Linked DNA regions of Homo sapiens: region 1 is linked to region 2. Evidence: read pairs that join two places in POLR2A ChIA-PET (ENCODE). Cell type or tissue: K562. All regions are shown on one strand. Each heading gives the region's core, and the rest is flanking DNA. Links, peaks and the distances in the headings are about the cores only. Region 1 overlaps HRH1 (histamine receptor H1). Region 2 has its middle 61 kb from the start of VGLL4.

What was found. ChIA-PET counts read pairs that join two places held together with the same protein. Peaks named below come from ENCODE experiments on the same cell type or tissue, not always from the same donor. Only the 100,000 strongest peaks of a DNase experiment are listed, where the experiment ranks them.
Region 1: POLR2A ChIA-PET joins it to region 2 with 8 read pairs; 3 of 35 experiments call an interaction of 5 or more read pairs at or near these places.

The regions. Positions count from the first base shown.
Region 1 is chr3:11,216,302-11,224,278 of GRCh38, reverse strand. The region is part of intron 1 of HRH1 (histamine receptor H1); the gene reads right to left. It overlaps LOC102723663 (a long non-coding RNA gene), which reads left to right. Exons shown (of 4, transcript XR_001740596.2): 2 at 6,256-6,419. Among named protein-coding and RNA genes, the nearest start is that of ATG7, 52 kb to the left of the region's middle. In K562, for the core only: a CTCF peak has its summit at 2,271 (motif pointing right); no DNase peak of the experiment used is centred there; H3K27me3 peaks cover 716 bases.
Region 2 is chr3:11,698,643-11,710,935 of GRCh38, reverse strand. It overlaps a transcript of VGLL4 not described here. Among named protein-coding and RNA genes, the nearest start is that of VGLL4, 61 kb to the right of the region's middle. RefSeq lists a silencer at 5,447-5,741. In K562, for the core only: no CTCF peak of the experiment used is centred there; a DNase peak (open chromatin) is centred at 5,745; H3K4me3 peaks cover 546 bases; H3K27me3 peaks cover 2,018 bases.

The DNA.
Region 1 (7,977 bases), core at 259-2,758, 480 kb after region 2:
TGACTCTGTACTGTGATCATTTATGCAGAGCTTTTCTCTCCCCTGTTTGGCTGGAAGATCCATGGGAGCAGAGGCCACGTCTTATTCAGCCTCACATGCTAGAACTGCTTGGCACATGGTAGGCATGCACATTGCACGGCTTCAGAAAGAGTGAAATGAGATGGTTGAGGCACAATACACTAAAGAGAACAAATGTGTGTTCTCTTTTGCATGCACAGGAGAGATGGCCTCAATCATATTTGGGGTGTCAGGATGATGTGGCTGGAACATGTCATGGGGAAAGGCCATCCTCCTCCTTGCTGACAGTGCCCTCTGTGTCCCCTCAAGGCTGCGGAAGAGTCATCCTGGAGAGAAGGGCCCAGTCTTCAGGGCAAGGATTTGTGTGCTCATCTTTGTTTACTGTGTGTTTGGCACAGTAGAAAATATTTGTTGAATGAATTTGCTGTGTGACGCTGAACCCTTCTCTCAACTTCTCCAGGCCTCCTCTGTTAAACAAGGGGGTTGCTCAAGATTAGGGATTTTTCAAACATTTCCCTTTCCCCCTTTTCTTGGTAGCGCAACTACTGGTTTATGTAACAATTTATATAAGACAGAAGCAGCTTGCTGCTGTAGCTGGAGTGGAGTGGGGGAACCCAGAGCCCTGTCTACTTGACTCCCCCTCTTTGCCCCACACTCCCCAGAGGCCCCTCAGAGCAGCTAGAGAACAGTCAAGCTGGAGGAACTCTAAAGGGTGTTGAAATTCGGAGAGCTCTGTAAGGAGCGTCCACATTTTTTTTTTTTGAGATGGAGTCTCGCTCTGTCGCCCAGGCTGGAGCGCAGTGGCGCCATCTCTGCTCACTGCAAGCTCCGCCTCCTGGGTTCACACCATGCTCCTGCCTCAGCCTCTCGAGTGGCTGGGACTACAGGCGCCCGCCACCACCCCCGGCTGATTTTTTTTTTTTGTATTTTTAGTAGAGATGGGGTTTCACCATGTTAGCCAGGATGGTCTCGATCTCCTAACCTTGTGGTCCACCTGCCTCAGTCTCCCAAAGTGCTGGGATTACAGGCATGAGCCACTGTGCCTGGACTTTTTTTTTTTTTTTTTTTTTTTTTTTTGAGACGAAGTCTCGCTTTGTCGCCAGGCTGGAGTGTGATGGTGCGATCTCGACTCACTGCAACCTCTGCCTCCTGGATTCAAGCGATTCTCCTGCCGCAGCTTCCTGAGTAGCTGGGACTACAGGCACGCGCCACCATGCCCAGCTAATTTTTGTATTTTTAGTAGAGGTGGGGTTTCACCATGTTGGCCAGGATAGTCTTGATCTCTTGACCTCATGATCCGCCTGCCTTGGCCTCCCAAAGTGCTAGGATTACAGGCGTGAGCCACCGCGCCCGGCTGGAGCGTCTGCATTTTAAAAGAGTGGCTCTGAAAAGAGAAAATCCTTTACCACACATTTGGACAACTATTATTTAATGCGCTTGAATGGTGGAATGTAAGGGCCTTGATTAGGAGTGGGAGGGTGTAGTGTTGTCTTAGGATGGAGAGTTTATGTTTCCCAGGACCTCTAAACGCCCCCTGGGTCTAGGGGGCCACTAGTTCTGCCTTACTATTTGTGCAAGTGGGCCCTGACGCACAGCTCGCCAGCAGACACTCGGCCGCTGTACTTTCCCGTCAGCCTGCCATCTTCTTCTTCTCAGTGGCTATCTGCTTCACTCCTGCTTTTCTCCATTGATTTTTCCCTCCTCTTGTTTTCCAGAACTCACAAAAACCTCCACTGGTTCTAAGCATTTTACATAGTGCTGTGAACTTGCTGGAGGAAGTGGAATAAATGGATGCGTGATAGGCAAATCGCCCTAGATTTTGGTATTTGAGTTAAAATTCCACACAACACCTGGGATATATAATCACACAGAAACCACTTAGCTTCTTGTGAAAACAATCACAGAGTCTAGGAAATGGAAAAATAATCATAGTTTTCATAAATTGTTCCCATGAGGACCTGCTCAATGCTGGGAAGTTCCAGCTGTGCACACTTCCAGCTGTGGCTGCACCCACCCTCACTCCCACCCCGTCCTGTGCCTCCTGCCACCTTGCTATTTACCCAGTTCCTGACTGTGGGTGTTCAAGAGAGCTATTAAGTGACTACTGGTATCTAGCCGAGATGCTCCCCTGTACAATCTGAACAACTACACCATCACTGGAATAAAGGATTACTGGACACTTTTAAAGAGAAACTGATATACTCATGTTCATAGCAGCATTATTCACAATAACCAGAAGGTGGAAGCAACCCACATGTCCATCAGCAGATGAATGGGGAAACAGAATGTGGTCCTCACATACCATGGAATATTTTTAAGCCTTAAAAAAGGAAGGGCATCTGGCACGTGGTATCACCTGGATGAACCTTGAGGACATTCTGCTAAGTAAAATATGCCAATCAGAGAAAGAGAAATACTGCATGATTCCACTTATATAAAGTCCCTAGAGCCATCAAATTCATAGAGATAAAAAGTGGAATGGTGGCTGCCGGGGGCTGCGGGAAGGAGGAAAGGGGAGTTAGTGTTTAATGGGTACAGAATTTCAGTTTTGCAAAGTGAAGAGTTCTGGAGGTGGATGGTGGTGATGGGTGGTGATGGGCACATGATTGCATGGTTGTGAATGTAGTTAGTGTCACTGAACCGTGCATATAAAATGGTTAAACTCGTAAGTATTATGGATATATATATATACATTTTTTTTTTTTTGAGATGGAGTCTCGCTCCGTTGCCCAGGCTGGAGTGCAATGGCGTGATCTCGGCTCACTGCAACCTCTGCCTCCTGGGTTCAAGCGATTCTCCTGCCTCAGCCTCCCAAGTAGCTGGGATTACAGGTGCATGCTGCCATGGCCGGCTAATTTTTTTTGTATTTTAGTAGAGACAGGGTTTCACCGTGTTGCCCAGGCTGGTCTTAAACTCCTGAGCCCAGGCAATCCACCCACCTCGGCCTCCCAAAGTGCTAGGATTATAGGCATGAGCCACTGCACCTGGCCCCGTGTTACAGATATTTTACCACAATTAAAAATAAATAAATAAATGAGAAACTAAACAGCTCCTTAAAGCACTTTGACAAGGTCTAACATTAAAGGATTTGTCAACTTAAGGGCATCTTAAGAAGAAATCCTCCTGGGAATTCATGGTAGACTGAATGGAGGTGTCTTGTGGTAGACAGCATTGATTGAGTTGTTACACTTTAAACCAAATTTTCTTATAAACTCATATTCCCACGCCCAGATACTTTGGGGGTAGTGACTCCAGAGAGTCTATTTAACATTGAACTTGATTTCTCCTTCTCATCTCAGTTAAAGAATTGGGGATTCGTCTCTTTTATGCCCCTGGGGAAGCAGGATTCTGAATAAAACTGACTGTCTCTGTGATTGGTTTTCTTTTTTTGTTATTGACATAGAACAATCATAAAATCATGAAATGCAGCAAAATAATGTGTACATTATTATTTTACTTATATAAAACAGAGAAATGCAGGGGGAAAAAGTGAATCTTTGAGAGGTAGGCCACCCTTCCCTGGGGTTGCTATAATGAACCTCAACTTGTCTGTTCTTTAAGTTCAGCGCAGCCCGATAAAGGAGGGCAAACAAGGTTTACAAGAGGCAGCCCAACAAGAAGGGTAAAACCAGCATGATCTTCCCTGCACAGGATGACGGAAACCAATTTACCGTCTCAGCTGTGTGTCTAAGGTGCATTTTCACCTGCCGGTGTGCATGGGCAGCCCTGCAGCTCCACACCGCCTCTTGCTAGTTGCCTGCTGGAGTGGCTGCAGGCTCTGCACTGGGTTGTAGGAAACCCAAGCACCGGCAGCCTCATTCCTAAGCCCCTTGCATACCAACAAACAGGACACTGCACCTCAGCAGTACTGTTCTCACAGAGGACAGGGATTCTCAGGACAGTGATGAGGTAACCGGCCTCAGAGACAGGCGGCTTTACCAAGACTATACAGCAAGTCAGGGTTGGAGCTGACAGTGGCACTTGGGGTTTCTTAGACCCAGGTCCAATTCTTTTTGGAACGAAACAACTAACATATATAGCAGTTACCCCAGGCCAGGCGTGGTGTTAGGGGATTGATAGGTATTGTTTTATTAAAGTCCCACCACAATGCTAGGAGGTAATTACTATTACAATTACTTTTCCAGATTACTAATTGAGTCTTAGAGAGCTTAAGTAATTTGCCAAAAGTCACGGAGCTAACAAAAGGCAGAATCTGGATTTTAACCTTGGTCTGCGTGACTACTCTGTTTGTAGCCAATACTTCCTTCCTTTTTCAGAAAAATTTATTGTAAAAAAAAAAAAAAAAAAAACAACACATTAAGTTACCACAATTAAAATAAATAAGAAAGAAACTAAACAGCTCCTTAAAGCATTTTGACAAGGTCTAACATTAAAGGATTTGTCAATTTAAGGTCATCTTAGGAAGAAATCTTCCTGGGAATTCAGGGTAGACTGAATGGACGTGTCTTGCAGCAGATACCAGTGCATTGATTGAATTGTTACACATTAAATTAAATTTTCTTTCCTTTTTTTTTTTTTTTTTTTTGAGATGAAGTCTCAACTCTTATTGCCCGAGCTGGAGTGCAGTGGCATAAACTCAGTTCACTGCAAGCTCCACCTCCCGGGTCCAAGCGATTCTCCTGCTTCAGCCTCCCAAGTAGCTAGGACTGCAGGCACACACCACCATTCCCAGCTAATTTTTGTATTTTTAGTAGAGACGGGGGTTTCACTATGTTGGCCAGGCTGGTTTTGAACTCCTGACCTCGTGCTCCGCCCGCCTCGGCCTCCCAAAGTGCTGGGATTACAGGCATGAGCCACCGTGCCCAGCCTATTTATTTTTAACTGTGGCAAAATACCTACACTAAAACACTTACCACTTTAACCATTTTACATGCACAGTTCAATGATACTAACTACATTCACAACCACGCAACCATGAACTCATCGCCACCATCCATCTCCAGAATTCTTATAATAATCCATTAATTCATGTGCTAGGTTTGTATGGTTTTCTGGAGTCACTGCTCCCTGAGGTATTTAGACATGGCAATATGAATTTATAAGAAAATTTAGGCCAGGCGCGGTCGCTCACTCCTGTAATCCCAGCACTTTAAGAGGCTGAGGTGGGTGGATCACGAGGTCAGGAGTTCAAGACCAGCCTGGCCAACATAGTGAAACCCTGTCTCTACTAAAAATACAAAAAATTAGCTGGGCATGGTAGCTTATGCCTGTAATCCCAGCTACTCAGAGGCTGAGGCAGGAAAATTGCTTGAACCTAGGAGGTGGAGGTTGCAGTGAGCCGAGATCACGCCACGGCACTCCAGCCTGGGCAACAGAGCAAGACTCTGTCTCCAAAAATAAATAAATAAATAAGTAAATAAACAAGGCTGGGCACAGTGGCTCACGCCTGTAATCCCAGCACTTTGGGAGGCCGAGGCGGGCAGATCACCTGAGGTCAGGAGTTTGAGACCAGCCTGGGCAACATGGTGAAACCCCATCTCTATGAAAAATACAAAAAATTAGCTGGGCGTGGTGGCCCACGCTATAATCCCAGCTACTCAGGAGACTGAGGCAGGAGAATCACTTGAACTTGGGAGGTGGAGGCTGCAGTGAGCCGAGATCATGCCACTGCACTCCAGTCTGGGCGACAGAGCAAGCCTCCATCTCAAGAATAAATAAATAAATGAGAAAGAGAACTTTGCTGTGTGCTCCTCATATGTGTCCCATCCCACCCATGGCCCCCACAAGAAACCACTGTCCTGACTTTTAAGGAATCACTCTTGTGTCTTTTAATTTTTTTTTTTTTTTTTTTTGAGATGGAGTCTCACTCTGTTGCCTAGGTTGGAGTGCGGTAGCACAATCTCAGCTCACTGCAAGCTCCGCCTCCCGGGTTCAAGCTATTCTCCTGCCTCAGCCTCCTGAGTAGCTGGGACTACAGGCACCTGCCACCACGCCTGGCTAATTTTTTTTGTATTTTTAACAGAGACGGGGTTTCACCATATTGGCCAGGCTGGTCTCGAACTCCTGACCTTGTGATCCACCCGCCTTGGCCTCCCAAAGTGCTGGGATTACAGGCGTGAGCCACCGCGCCTGGCCTTAAAATTGTTTTCTTACTCAAATGTACATACCTAGATACTACATTCTTGATCATTTGAAAAATTTGCTGCCTTTTAATTCTTTTTAAATTTGTGAGTTCCTCATTCATCCTTTTATTTCCTTATACTTTTTCCTTGAAAGAATCTGGAAGTTTGACTGTTGCATCTCCCTTGGCCTGACATTGCTGACTGCACACTCGAGGTTCTGTTCAACACACTGCTCTGTCCTGTGATCGTCCTGTGAATTGCCAGCTGAATCCAGAGACTGGCTCAGGCTCAGGATTGATCCCTTTGGTCAGACTGCAGGTGGGGCTTGGCTTCTCTAGGTGGTATATAATGTCTGTTTGTCTCATTTTCTAATAATCTTAGCAGCTGTTATACTTAATACCTATATCTATTCCTCTGTTCTCTTAAAAATTCTAATTGTGTAAAATATATATAATACAGAATTTACCATTTTAACCATTTTAAAGTGTACAGATCAGCAATGTTAAGTACATTCATATTGTTGTGCAACCAATCTCCAGAACTCTCTTTATCTTGTAAAACTGAAACTCTATATTTACTGAACAACTCTCCATTTCTCCCTCCCTCAACCCCTGGCACTCACCATTCCACTTCCTTTTTCTTTTTTTTTGAGACCAAGTCTCGCTCTGTCACCCAAGCTGGAGTGCAATGGCGCCATCTCGGCTCACTGCAACCTCCGCCTGCCGGGTTCAAGTGATTCTCCTGCCTCAGCCTCCTGAGTAGCTGAGATTACAGGCACCTGCCATCATGCCGGGATAATTTTTGTATTTTTGTAGAGACAGGGTTTCACTATGTTGGCCAGGCTGGTCTTGAACTCCTGACCTCAGGTGATCCGCCTGCCTCAGCCCTCCAAAGGGCTGGGATTACAGGTGTGAGCCACTGCGCCTGGCCCCACTTTGTTTTTCTTTCTGTTTTTTTTTTTTTGGTTTTGTTTGTTTGTGTGTTTGTTTTTGGAGACGGACTCTCCCTCTGTTGCCCAGGCTGGGGTGCAGTGGCGCAATCTTGGCTCACTGTAACCTCCGCCTCCTGGGTTCAAGCAATTCTGCTGCCTCAGCCTCCTGAGTAGCTGGGACTACAGGCGTACCTCACCAAGCCTGGCTAATTTTTTTGTATTTTTAGTAGAGATGGAGTTTCACCGTGTTGCCCAGGCTGCTTTTGAACTCCTGAGCTCAGGCAATCTGCCCGCCTCGGCCTCCCAAAGTGCTGGGATTACAGGCATGAGCCACCACACCCGGCCTGTTTTTTGGTCTTTTTTTTTTGAGACAGAATCTAGCTTTGTCACCCAGGCTGGTGTGCAGTGGTACAACCTCGGCTCCCTGCAACCTCCACCTCCTGGCTTCAAGTGATTCTCCTGCCTCAGCCTCCCAAGTAGCTGGGATCACAGGCACATGCCAGCATGTCCAGCTAAGTTTTTGTATTTTTAGTACAGACGGGATTTCAGTATGTTACCCAGACTGGTCTTGAACTCTTGACCTCAAGAGATCCACCTGCCTCGGTCTCCCAAAGTGCTTGGATTACAGGCATGAGCCACTGCACCTGGTCTCCACTTTCTGTCTCCATGAGTTTGAGTACGCCAGGGACCTCATATAGGCAGATTCATATACTACGTGCCCTTTTGTGACTGGCTGATTTATCTTAGCATAACGTCCTCAGGTTTCATCCACGCTGTAGCATATCACAGGATTTCCTTTCTTTTGGATGCTGAATAATATTTTATTGTATGAATACGCCACATTTTGTGTATCCATTCATCCTCTGATGGACACTGGCTGCTTCCACTCTTCGGCTGCTGTGAATAATGCTGCTATGAACATGGGTGTATATAGACGTCTCTTCA
Region 2 (12,293 bases), core at 4,289-6,788:
TAGAGACGGGGTTTCACCATGTTGGCCAGACTGGTTTCGAACTCCTGACCTCAAGTGATCTGCCTGCCTCAGCCTCTCAAAGTGCTGGAATTATATGCATGAGCCACGGTGCCCAGCCACATCTCTAAATTCTTGATGGCCAAGAAGTACACCCCATGCCATGGTGTGATAGTTCATACTTTTGGGTTTGTCCTACCATTGTATATTATTAGCTGAAACCAAATTGGTTTTAGCTCAGGGAGTGGTCCTGGGGAGGCCAGAGTTTGGACTCATGAAGGAACAGGGCCAACAGGAATTAGGGTATTTTATTGTGTGCATCTGGAAGTTGGAGAGGCCATCAGGTGTTTAAGGATAGTGATGTCTGTCTGTTTCTGACTTTTGGCCCTGTTACTGTGTGTGGCAGGAACACCTGGCAGTTTGAATGTGATTCCTCCGATGCTCACCCCCCTGGCCTCCACATCTAGACAAGGTAGTTGCTCCATGTTCTCGTACTCTTACCTAAAGTATATCATATCTAGCCACTGCCATGGGACAGACATGGAGTGAACATGCCTGGTGCTGTAGCTTTTATTGTGCAAATCTTCTTGGAAAACTTCCATAACATATTTTGGAGTTGTGTTCCATTGCTTGAAAAACAATATAATCTAATATACCCCACAGTGCTGTTCCCAAGTGATTTGGTTTGGATGTTTGTCCCCTCCAAATGTTATGTGGAAATGTGATCCTCAATGTTGGAGGTGGGTCCTGGTGGGAGAGGTTGGATCATGGGAGCGATCCCTCATGAATGGTTTAGTGCCATCCCCTTGGTGATGCGTGAGTTCTCTGGTAGTTCATGGGAGATCTGGTTGTTGAAAAGAATGTGGCACCTTCTTGCCTCTTTTGCTCCTGCCCTTGCCATGTCATGTGCTGGCTTCTGCTTTGCCTTCCATTATGATTGGAAGCTTCCTGAGGTCTCACCAGAAGCTGAGCAGATGCTGGCACCATGCTTATACAGTCTACTGTGAGCCAGTTAAACCTCTTTTCTTATAAATTACGCAGCCTCAGGTATTACTTTATAGTGACACAAAATGGACTAACACACCAAGATAGGTACTCATGTCCCCTTGTTGACTAAAAAGGGACAGTTCTTTGTGGAAGGCCAAAAAATGGCTGTCAGATTTATAGCTGAGCTTGCCGTTAGCACTGAGTGCCCCTAAGTTTTTGTAGCTTTAAAATCGATACCTCTTGTTCCCTAATTCTCAACCTTTAGTTATTTGGAAGAACATATGAATTGAGGCTAAGGGAGTGTGAGGAAAGGCATGTGGACTGGCAGAGAAAATATATGACCATTACCTGAAAAAAAAAAATCCACAACAACAAAATATATGTCTATTCATGATGAATTAACTTCACATTTGACAACCACGAAAAAGGTGAATAGATAGACCAGAAACTGGTTTGCAGTGCAGTGGAGCACACAGTGTACTTTGTATCTGTTTTTTTTTTTTTTTTTTTTTTTTTAGACGGAGTCTTGCACTGTTCCCTGGGCTGGAGTGCAATGGTGCAATCTCGGCTCACTGCAACCTCCGCCTCTCAGGTTCAAGCTATTCTCCTGCCTCAGCCTCCCGAGTAGCTGGGATTACAGGTGCCTGCTACCATGCCTGGCTAATTTCTTATATTTTTAGAAGAGACGGGGTTTCTCTATGTTGGCCAGGCTCGTCTTGAACTCCTGACCTTGTGATCCGCCCACCTTGGCCTCCCAAAGTACTGGGATTACAGGCATGAGCCACTGCACCTGGCCCTCTGTATCTTTTTCTAGAGCCACACTCCACTCACTTAAATGTTGTTATGTTCCAGGTGTCAGCATTTCAATGGATTATTATTATTATTATTTTTGAGATGGAATCTTACTCTGTTGCCCAGGCTGGAGTGCACTTTCCCAATCTCGGCTCACTGCAACCCCCGTCTCCCGGGTTCAAGCAGTTCTGCCTCAGCCTCCTGAGTAGCTGGGATTACCGGTGCCATCACCACCATGCCTGGCTAGTTTTTGTGTTTTTAGTAGAGACTGAGTTTCACCATGTTGTCCAGGCTAGTCTCGAACCCCCACCCTCAAGTGATCTGCCCACCTCAGCCTCCCAAAGTGCTGGGATTACAGGTGTGAGCCACCATGCCTGGTCCTCAATGGATTATTTTTGGTTATCACTATATCCTAATGCAAAACTACCACAGAAATAAGACATTATTGGGATAGACCTAGATTTGTTTTTCAGATGCAGCATAATTTTTTGTGTAAGGTAGAGGATAATTTGTGGCTCATAAAGGAAATAAAATAAACTTGTCACTTCCTTGCTTGAAGCTTTTCGGGCCATTCCAGGACTTTTCACGGACTTAAAATAAAATATCGGTGTTGCAGGCCCTCCAGGCACACGTGACCTGGCCCTGTGCTGCCCACCTCAGGCCTCCCTTTTGCTGACTTCAGGGCAGCCACCCTGGCCGCCCCCCACATCACCTGCCCAGCTTTTTTGTGTGTTGGTCTCAGCATGTGCTGCTGTCTCCCACCTTTTCCCACCCTCCCTGCTCTTTCTGGGTCTAATTCTTCTCATTCTTTAGGTCTCAACTTCCATTCTTCTCTTCAGCGAAATCTTCCCAGACCACGCTAGCTAAAGTAGTGGACAGTGCCCTGTCATTTTCAGTACATTTACTGTCATTTGTGATTTATTCAATATATTTGCATAAGTTTTGGCAAATAATTATTTCAATACCTATAAGGCCCATTCACTTCTCAGAAAACCGTATGAGGGAGGTAATATTAATATCTCCATTTTCCAGATGAGGAAATAGACACACAGAGGTTGTCATTTCCCAGGGTTACATAGATTGGAAGTGGTTTACCTGGATTCATATTAATCCTGATGCTAATTTGATGCTGAAATAATCATGATGCTGATTTGCCTGTCAATGTGGTGTGATCCTCCATCTAATACTGTAGCCATGGTTTTTCCTCCCACATTATCAATATGTTTTATTGGGTTTATTTAGTGCTGTGGATAGGATGTATATAAGACATAAAATGCAGAAGACTTTTTGTTTGTTTTTTACAGATGGGGTCTCACCCTGTCACTCAGGCTGGAGTGCAGTGGTGTGATCATAGCTCACTGCAGCATCGACCTCCTGGCTTCAAGGGAGCCTCCCACCTCAGCCTCCCGAGTAGCTGGGACTATAGGTATACGTCCCTATGCCCGGCTAATTTTTTAATCTTTTGTAGAAATGAGTAAATTTCCAAATTTCTGTGTTGCTCAGGCTGGTCTGGAACTCCCGGGCTCAAGCGATCCTCCTGCCTTGGCCTCTCAGAGCACTGGGATTACATGGCTGAGCCACCACACCCACCTGGAAGACCATTTTTTTTTTTTTTAATAACTGTTATCTTCCACCTTTGCTTTGTTCTTCCATGGCTAGATAATGCTTGGTCCCCGTCCCTCATGTCCCAGCTGTATTGTCCTTATCTTGCACCTGCTTCCTACAGAAGCCTCTTAACTCATCCACCTCCAGTAACTTCTGGAGTCACCCTCTCCAGTCAAACCATCCTACACAGAACTTCTTCGTCTTTTTTTTTTTTTTTTTTTTTTTTTGAGGCAGGGTCTGGCTCTGTTGCCCAGGCTGGAGTGCAGTGGTGCAATTACGGCTCACTGCAGCCTCAACCCTCCATGGTCAAGTGATCCTCCCACCTCAGCTCCCTGAGTAGCTGGGACCATAGGCCCATGCCACCACTTCCAGCTCATTTTTTATTTAAATTTTTTTTTTTTTTTAGAAATGGGGTCTCACTATGTTGCCCAGGCTGTTCTCCAACTGCTGAGCTCAAGCAATTATTCTGCTTCAGCCTCCTAAAGTGCTGGGACTATAGGCGTGAGCCACATGCCTAGACGCATGGAACTTCTAAACTAAAATAGTGTGAACATCATGTCACGGGCCAGCTCAGGGACAGATGATGACAACTGCCTGTTGCCTGTGACATTAAGTATCAACCTGAAGGCCAGCTGTCAGCTCTTTCCTAAGGCCACCCGCATCAGGCTCACCTGAATTTAGCTTCTGCTGCTTCCTAACGTGGATTTTCAGTTCTAGCTAGTCAGGTCTGGCCACCTGTCCCAGGTGCTCATTCCTGCCCCTGTGCCTTTTCTCAGACTGTTGTTGACTCAGGATGACTGCACTGGGGATAAGACAGGGTCCTTGCACCTAGGAAGTATACAGAAACACAGTGCGATCCAGGAAGGTGAGGGAGGCCAGAGAGGAGAGTGACTGCCTGGGGCAGGGCAACCGGGGAAGGAAATTTTCCAAGTGGCTTTTTGAAACACACACGCATCCACAAACCACCCCCAAACAAAAAATAGATGTGCACAAGGCAAACACGTTAGCTGACATTGATCTCTTTTATGACACTGTACCCATTTTAGTTTTAAATAATATTTAGTCTTTGTTTATCCTCTTTTTGATTTTGCCTGTCATTATCCTATCTTATAAAATTTAGTTTCCGAACAAGAGCGTGACTCCTTGAAAGCAGAGATCTATCTTCTGTTTCTCCTTAACCTTTTCTGGGCACTTTGCTGAGCTTAGAATAATTGTGTAATAAACATTGGTTGATTTCATTAATAAGGTTGCAGCAGATGGCAGGTGCCTTGTGGATGAACCTTTAATACCCATTATCTTATCTACCTACTTTGAATGTAAGTTGCTTGGGGGTTTAGGATTTCATAGCATCTGTATAAACTTAAATGTCTAATATTCCGCTATGCTAGAATTCTGGGTCTACCTTATGTCATTTGATACTTTTATGCTTTGATATTTTGTTTCTGTGCATACTTTATATAACCTAAGGTATGTATTAATCTATTTAGGTCTAGAATTTTGAAAGCATTGTCCTTCAACTTAATGGGGTAAAATTAATTTAGAGAATTATGAGTCTAAATGCTGTATTATTGCAAAGTAGGATGCTTATCAGCAGTTACTACCCCAAATCACAAGATCTTTTTTTTTTTTTTTTTGAGACGGAGTCTCGCTCTGTCGCCCAGGCTGGAGTGCAGTGGCGCGATCTCAGCTCACTGCAAGCTCCGCCTCGCGGGTTCATGCCATTCTCCTGCCTCAGCCTCCCCAGTAGCTGGGACTACGGTGCCCGCCACCGCGCCTGGCTAATTTTTTGTGTTTTTAGTAGAGACGGGGTTTCACTGTGTTAGCCAGGATGGTCTCGACCAAATCACAAGACTTTAAACCCAGATCTTTCCTGAATAGGAAGCTGGCTTGGGTGAAGAGAATATTACCTAGTTCTTGGGAGTTCAGCAGACTTTTTTCTGTTAGTCAGTTCCAAGTTCTTGTTGGTTTTCTCCATTGTTGAACAAGTTCACAAATCCTTCCTCTTAGGAGATGGTCTTTTCTGTTTTTACAAAGAAGATCAGGAATGTGAGCACTGTTAGGTTTTCCCTCTTAGACCGCTGCTTTTACCCATCCTCTCTGAAAAAGAAGACATGTGCGTGTGTTAGGAGGTCGTTGCCTCCCTGCCACTCTTAGTCTTCCGTGGCCCTCCCCTCCTCTCTCTGCCTGCCAAGCTCAGTGAGCTCCGCCTCTGCGTTTTCCTGCCTCCCCGCGGCTCCGGTGCCAGTGCCCCTCGCTGCCCTCCGCGTGCTTGCCCACGGCTCTGGCCTTCCCGTTGTCCGCCCTGCGCTCAGCTTCCCGAGCTCTATCTACTCCGTTCCACGTGGTGCGGCCAGGATAACTTGCCCAGAACGCATGGATGACTAAGCCGCTTTTCTGCTTAGATGGAGTTTTCAGTGGCTCCTTAATGCGTGTCAAGCCGCGGTCCCATCGAAGCCCTCAGTCCTTTCACGATGTGGTCCCAATCTAAATTTCCAACCTTGTCGCTTACTTTCTGTCCCCATTTTACTCTTGTAGGCGATTTGGGCAGCGTGTTGTTAAACCGATTCTGCTTCTGTTCTTCCCTTCTGGGGGAGGAACTTTTATATTCGTTCTTCAAAGCCTCCGCTCAAGTTCTGTTTTCTTCACAAAGCCTTTCAGAATTCATCTGTTATTTCTGTAGGACTTTGTTTCTAGCACTGTTTTGACGCTTTGCACATTTTGCCCTAACCCAGTATTTTCCCCAGATGTTCCCTGAGATGCGTTTTGGGTTGAAAATGGCTCATGACGTCTACGAGGTTTCGCGTGTACAGGGCTTTCTGTCCCCACAACGGGAGATTAAAGGCACGGGGAGGAAAATACGCTGCTTAGCTTGGTTTACTCCAGGCTTCCTCAAACTTATTTACCATAGAAAAACGTTTTTTTCTTACAAAATATGAACACCCAGTGCAGAATGCTTTGGAAGAATGCTGCCTTAAACTAGATGTCTCGGTGGCCTGCCTCCCGTGCAGATTGAAAGCTCCTCGAAGGCAGCTACTGGGCTTTGTTTATTTTTCCCGCCTGGAGCTCCTTGTAGATATTTAACGTTTACTGAATGAAGTCATATTGCATGATCAGGGATCTATGTTTCTTTCTTTTCTTTTCTTTTTTTCTTTTTTTTTTTTTTTTTTTTTTGAGACGGAGTTTCCCTTTTGTTGCCCAGGCTGGAGTGCAATGGCTCGATCTCGGCTCACCGCAACCTCTGCCTCCCGGGTACAAGCGATCTTCCTGCCTGAGCCTCTTGAGTAGCTGGGATTACAAGCATGGGCCACCATACCCGGCTAATTTTTTTGTATTTGTAGTAGAGATGGGTTTTCTCCATGTTGTTCAGGCTGGTCTCAAACTCCCGACCTCAGGTTACCTGCCCGCCTCGGCCTCCCAAAGTGCTGGGATTACAGGCGTGAGCCACCACGCCCGACCTAATTTTTTGTAATTTTAATAGAGATGGGGTTTCACCATGTTCGCCAGGCTAGTCTTGAACTCCTGACCTCAAGTGATCTGCCCGCCTTGGCCTCCCAAAGTGCTGGGATTACAGGCGTGAGCTACCATGCCTCGTGGATCAGTGTTTCTTTGGAGGCCTGAGGTATGAATATTACAAAGAAAAGCTGGTCTGCCACATGTTGTGACCGGTGCATACGTAGTAGGTACTCCATAAGTGTTGAAGAATGCTGAATAAATTCCAAGTGTCTGTAAAGTGGTACAGTTAAGGAGTTGTTTTTCTCAGCTGGTGAGCTAGTAGGGTGTGTGTGCCAGTAACTGTGTGTGTGTTTAAATAACCCAGAAAAGGGAAACTGGGTAAAAAGCATTCTGGTTTTCCAGGGCTTTCCTCGAGCTTTAAATCTTTTGCTGTTTTAGCTTTTATAGTATGCTGTAATTTAAGGAAACAACAATAAAAATCCAGTCTTATTAAAAAACATGATGCTAGATAAATTGATGATAGGTGGTGATTATATAATATACCATTATACAAAACATGACGTTTTAACATAAAGATTCTTATTGGACTTAAAATATCAATTAACCTACCAGTGGGTTTCTCACACAGCTTTCCATGAGTACGTGGCGTGTGTTAAGCTGCACCACCTCACTGGTAGTGATGCTGTGTTCATAGAGCAGCCGTTGTTCTGAAAACCTTTCTTTTATTGGGCATGTTTATACAGGCATGTTATGCATGCACATAAACATAAGCACCAAATAACATGGGCATGAATATTCACAATATCCCTTCTTTTAGTTCCTACATCAGCTGCTTCCTGTAGTTGGCAAAGTTTAGCTTAGTAGACTAAATGGAGTTTAACCCTTTTCTCTCTCCCTGAACCAAGCCCATTCTGTTTCCTCATGTGGGAAGAATTTCATCCTTAGAAGAATGATTTGCATTTGGTTGAGGACTCATTCTGTTAATGACTAGGATTCTAAGAGTCTTTTGAATTCTGTTTAAATTATTTTTTCCCCTTTTATTTTTTCCTCTTAGGCTCCAACCAGGAATGGAGACGCCATTGGATGTTTTGTCCAGGGCAGCATCTCTGGTGCATGCTGATGACGAAAAACGTAAGTGAGGAGTCTATTATAAAATAGCTTAAGTGCTTTAATGATCCCTTGTCTTCTGCTCCATAACAAAATTACATGCTTCTCTACATGGTTTTCTGGCTATTTGCTGTTAATTTTGGTGGTTTTCCTTAGAGATAACAGCTTCACATCCTCATTTGTATTTTCAAGAACATGTAAGTCTTTTAACTGGCACTTAACTATGGATACTGGTTTGTTTTTTTTTTTGTTTTTTTTTTTTTGAGATGGGATCATGCTGTGTTGCCCAGGCTGGTTTCAAACTCGTGGACTCAAGTGTGGGTACTGGTATTTAACTGGTATTTAATTTAATTTATTTATTTATTTGAGATGGAGTCTCACTCTGTCACCCAGACTGGATTGCAGTGGTGCAATCTCGGCTCACTGCAACCTCCACCTCCCAGGTTCAAGTGATTCTGCTGCCTCAGCCTCCCAAGTAGCTGGGATTACAGGTGCCTGCCACAATGCCCAGCTAATTTTTTTTTTTTTTTTTTTTTTTTGTATTTTTAGTAGAGGCGGGGTTTTACCATGTTGGCCAGGCTGGTCTCAAACTCCTGACCTCAAATGATCCGTCTACCTCGGCCTCCCAAAATTCTGGGATTACACACGGGAGCTGCCACGTCTGGCCTTAATCAGTATTTTAACTTTGTATGCTAGAGTTTGAACCGTTAATTGTAGGTCGTTCTTTCCTTCTCAGGTTACTATCAGTGATCTGGAATGAAGATACTCCTTATGTGTCTCAGATGTTGAGATAAATATGTGTTAGTTGATAGACTAATTGACCAGCAGAGAGCTAGAGATGGGAAAAAAAATCATCGAACGTCATTTATGTCGTTGGAAATGTACAGTATGTGTCATAATGGAAAACAGTCATGAAAATTATGTTTGCATTGCTGAGAAAGAGCAAATACTGGGAGAAAAAAAATGTTCATTAGTGTAGTTTGAGGGATGGGTGAAAGGAACAATATTGGAAGATTATTCTACAACATTTTAAAGTGATTTTCCTGCTCACCCAACAATATATTTATTTTTAAACGTTCTTGTTCAAAGTTAAGATTACTTGCTAAACAATATTGTAAGAATTACTGTTTCATGTAGGAACAGTTCTTTTTCTAAGCACTAAAATATTAATAACAACAAAAAAATTTAGGTTGACGTTTTATACATTATAAGTTCTCGAAGATGAGCTCTTTCCAGTTTAGTCCTTCCTGGATTGGCAGACAGCAAGTGTATGTTCTTAAAATCTGAGGTCTACCTCTCTACTGGCTGTTAGACTTTTATTTTTCTAAGCCTCAGTTTTCTCATTAGTAACATGGAGCAACAATACCTACCTACAAAGTGTTGATGAGGATTAACGGGCTGTCGTGTGTACTGAGCTTACTGATTAGCTTTTGACTCCTGGTTGGGACTGCCTTGCCCTCTCTCCTGGCACATTGTTGGCTTCTGATAGGGCTTCTCCCAGTCTTCTGTATTAACATGTGTCTTAGTCCATTTACATTGTTGTAAAGGAATACCTGAGACTGGGTGATTTATTAAGAAAAGAAGTTTAATTGGCTCACGGTGCTGTAGGCTGTACAAGCATGGCATGAGTGTCTGCTTGGCTTCTGGAGAGGCCTCAGAGAGCTTTTACTCCTGGCAGAAGGTGACGGAGAGCAGGCATGTCACATGTGAGAGGAAGGGCAAGAAAGAGGAAGAGGTGCCAGGCTCTGTTAAACAACCAGCTCTTGAGTGAACTAGTAGAGTGAGAACTCACTCATCACCGTGCCATTCATGAGGGATCCACCCCCATGACCCAAACACCTCATACTAGGCCTTGCTTCCAACGTTGGGGATCACATTCTTACATGAGATCTGGAGGAGACAAATATCCAAACCTTATCATCATGCGTCTGTGTCTTCCCACCCTCCTGCCACCACCCCTACAAGATCATCATTCTACCAGTGATTGCGTGAGGTATCTAGTAAGGTTTTTTCAACCTCTTGTATAATTCACACTTACTTAGCTTTTGATTGTTGTGAGGATATAACCACCTGATGGTGAGGTATAATTATTCCTTACTAAAGAAATTGAAGTTCAAGGATGTTAAATGGGAATCTGAGGAATTGGAGCTCGGGAGAGGCAGCTCAGGCCGAAGGCTTTTTACCTAAACAACAACAAAACTCCTTTATTCCTCTAAGATTGCAAGAAATATGACTTTCTACAATTGCATATCACCTCTCTCCAGAGCTGTCAGCCATCCTGTGTCGGGGATGTCTTCTGAGCTCATTGCTGTGTCTTCACCTACCCAGGCTTGGCAGTGCCCCTCCTAAAATGTGGTACCTAAGCAATGATTTTTCTATGTGATCTGATGAGGATTAGGAGGACATCGTGTCAGGCCTACCACCAGCTTGGATCTAGCTCAGGAGTTTTTGGGGGTGAAGGGAGAAAAAGGGGTGGGGCGGGCTGGTGCCAGGGCAGGGAGCAGCCACTGTAAGACTGTAGGGAGCAGTGACGACCCTGGAGAAGTGGCTGATTTGAATAGCTATTTGCAGACTTTGTTGAGCGCCAATATAGTCAGTTTAGAAGTTTTTATATAAGGTAGTAGTTTGAATTTCTCTCTTTTACAATGCCCAACTTTAGTTAGGAATAATAAAACAAAATACTGTTTATACAATGAAAAATAGAAATAATTACCTCAGGGTAACCTTTTGTGTCTTTAAGTGGGGAGAGTAAAGACTTTCTTGTCTCCTCTTTTGATCATTCTGTTCCAGTTGGAGGCCTACCTAGTTTCCAATTTAGTGAGTGATGATTGAACCCTTATATATAAGGGGCATATAAAGATAAAGAAGGGACAGTTCCTGCCTTCATGGGACTCATGAATATGTTTGTGTGCAGACGCTTATGGCTGTAAAATGTATAGAAGTGGGGACAAGCACAGCTGGTAATGTAGATGCAAGACTCCCTTTGGAACCTATGGTTTGGGAGAGCTGTTTTCGGAGAAACAAAACGATACTGCTAAGGGAAAGAGGAACTCTTACTTTCCTTCTGTGTTGAACACAGCCCATTGGTGTTTTTGAAGAATGAGGATAAATTCGCTTATAAGGCTCTAACAATCAGAAAATAGACTGTAGACTTTATCCTAGATCATTCTCCTTTTTTTTTTTGAGACAGAACTTGCTCTGTCACTTAGGCTGGAGTGCAATAGCATGATCTCAGCTCATTGCAACCTCTGCCTCCCAGGCTCAAGTAATCCTCCTGCTTCAGCCTCCTGAGTAGCTGAGATTACAGGCGTGTGCCACCACACCTAGCTAATTTTTCTATTTCTTTTTTTTGTAGAGATGGGGTTTCATCATGTTGCCCAGGCTGGTCTCAAACTCCTGGCCTCCAGCAGTCCATCCGCCTTGGCCTCCCAAACTGCTGTGATTACAGGTGTGAGCTACCATGCCTAGCCGAACATTCTTTTGACTCAAATGACTCCAGTTGCTTTAGAGATGGGCTGGCATAATTCTAGAATCCCTGTATCATGGTTTCAGCTTCTTAGGATCATTTTTTACATTTGAATGAGAGGAAAAAAGTCCAAAGATGTCTTCAATTATTATTAACATTTTTGGGAAACCTTTCTTACTCTTGTGTTATGTGTACCACTCTCAAGTATGCTGAGCTCGAAAACCAGGCATTGTATTTTCTGTTACCTAATTCATTAGTTATGTATTATTATGTAAGTGTGTGAAAAGTCATACAATTTATAGACAAAGTTGAACATTAGGTTTCGATGTCTTTCAGTGGATTTCTTAGACTTACTTGGGCTGATTCAGCCTGACTCAGCTTTCTCTGCCCTACATTAATTCTATTTTAGCTTTTGTTGTAAATTGCTCTCAGACTTTAGGGGAGGTTAACGTTCTCCTCAACACTTTAAAAAAGCCTTGTGAATGTAATCTGATTTGGGCCTCTTATTACAAACAGAAAAATGTTCTACTACTTGAGATCAGTTTCCCAGCTCATCAAGGTGACCTAAATGATTCTCTTTTCCTTTGCTCCTGGAGAACTGAAAACTTGGGGATTTTTGAGGATGTTATTGTTTCAGCATTTTGAAGGGAACAGTACCTATTATGACTTGAGTCTATAATACCTGATAGTATTAAGGCTTCAGTATGTCTACTAGTGGAGAATAAAAGAAATATTTCAATAGTACACTGTAGAGCTAAAATAAATAGTAAAATGGTGGTTTTGTAGTAACACAATAGTTGCTTATCTGGATGGCCTGGAAGGGATAAATTTACTTAAAATAATCATTCCACTGCTCATGAGACATTGATGTAATCAGTGTCTAGGG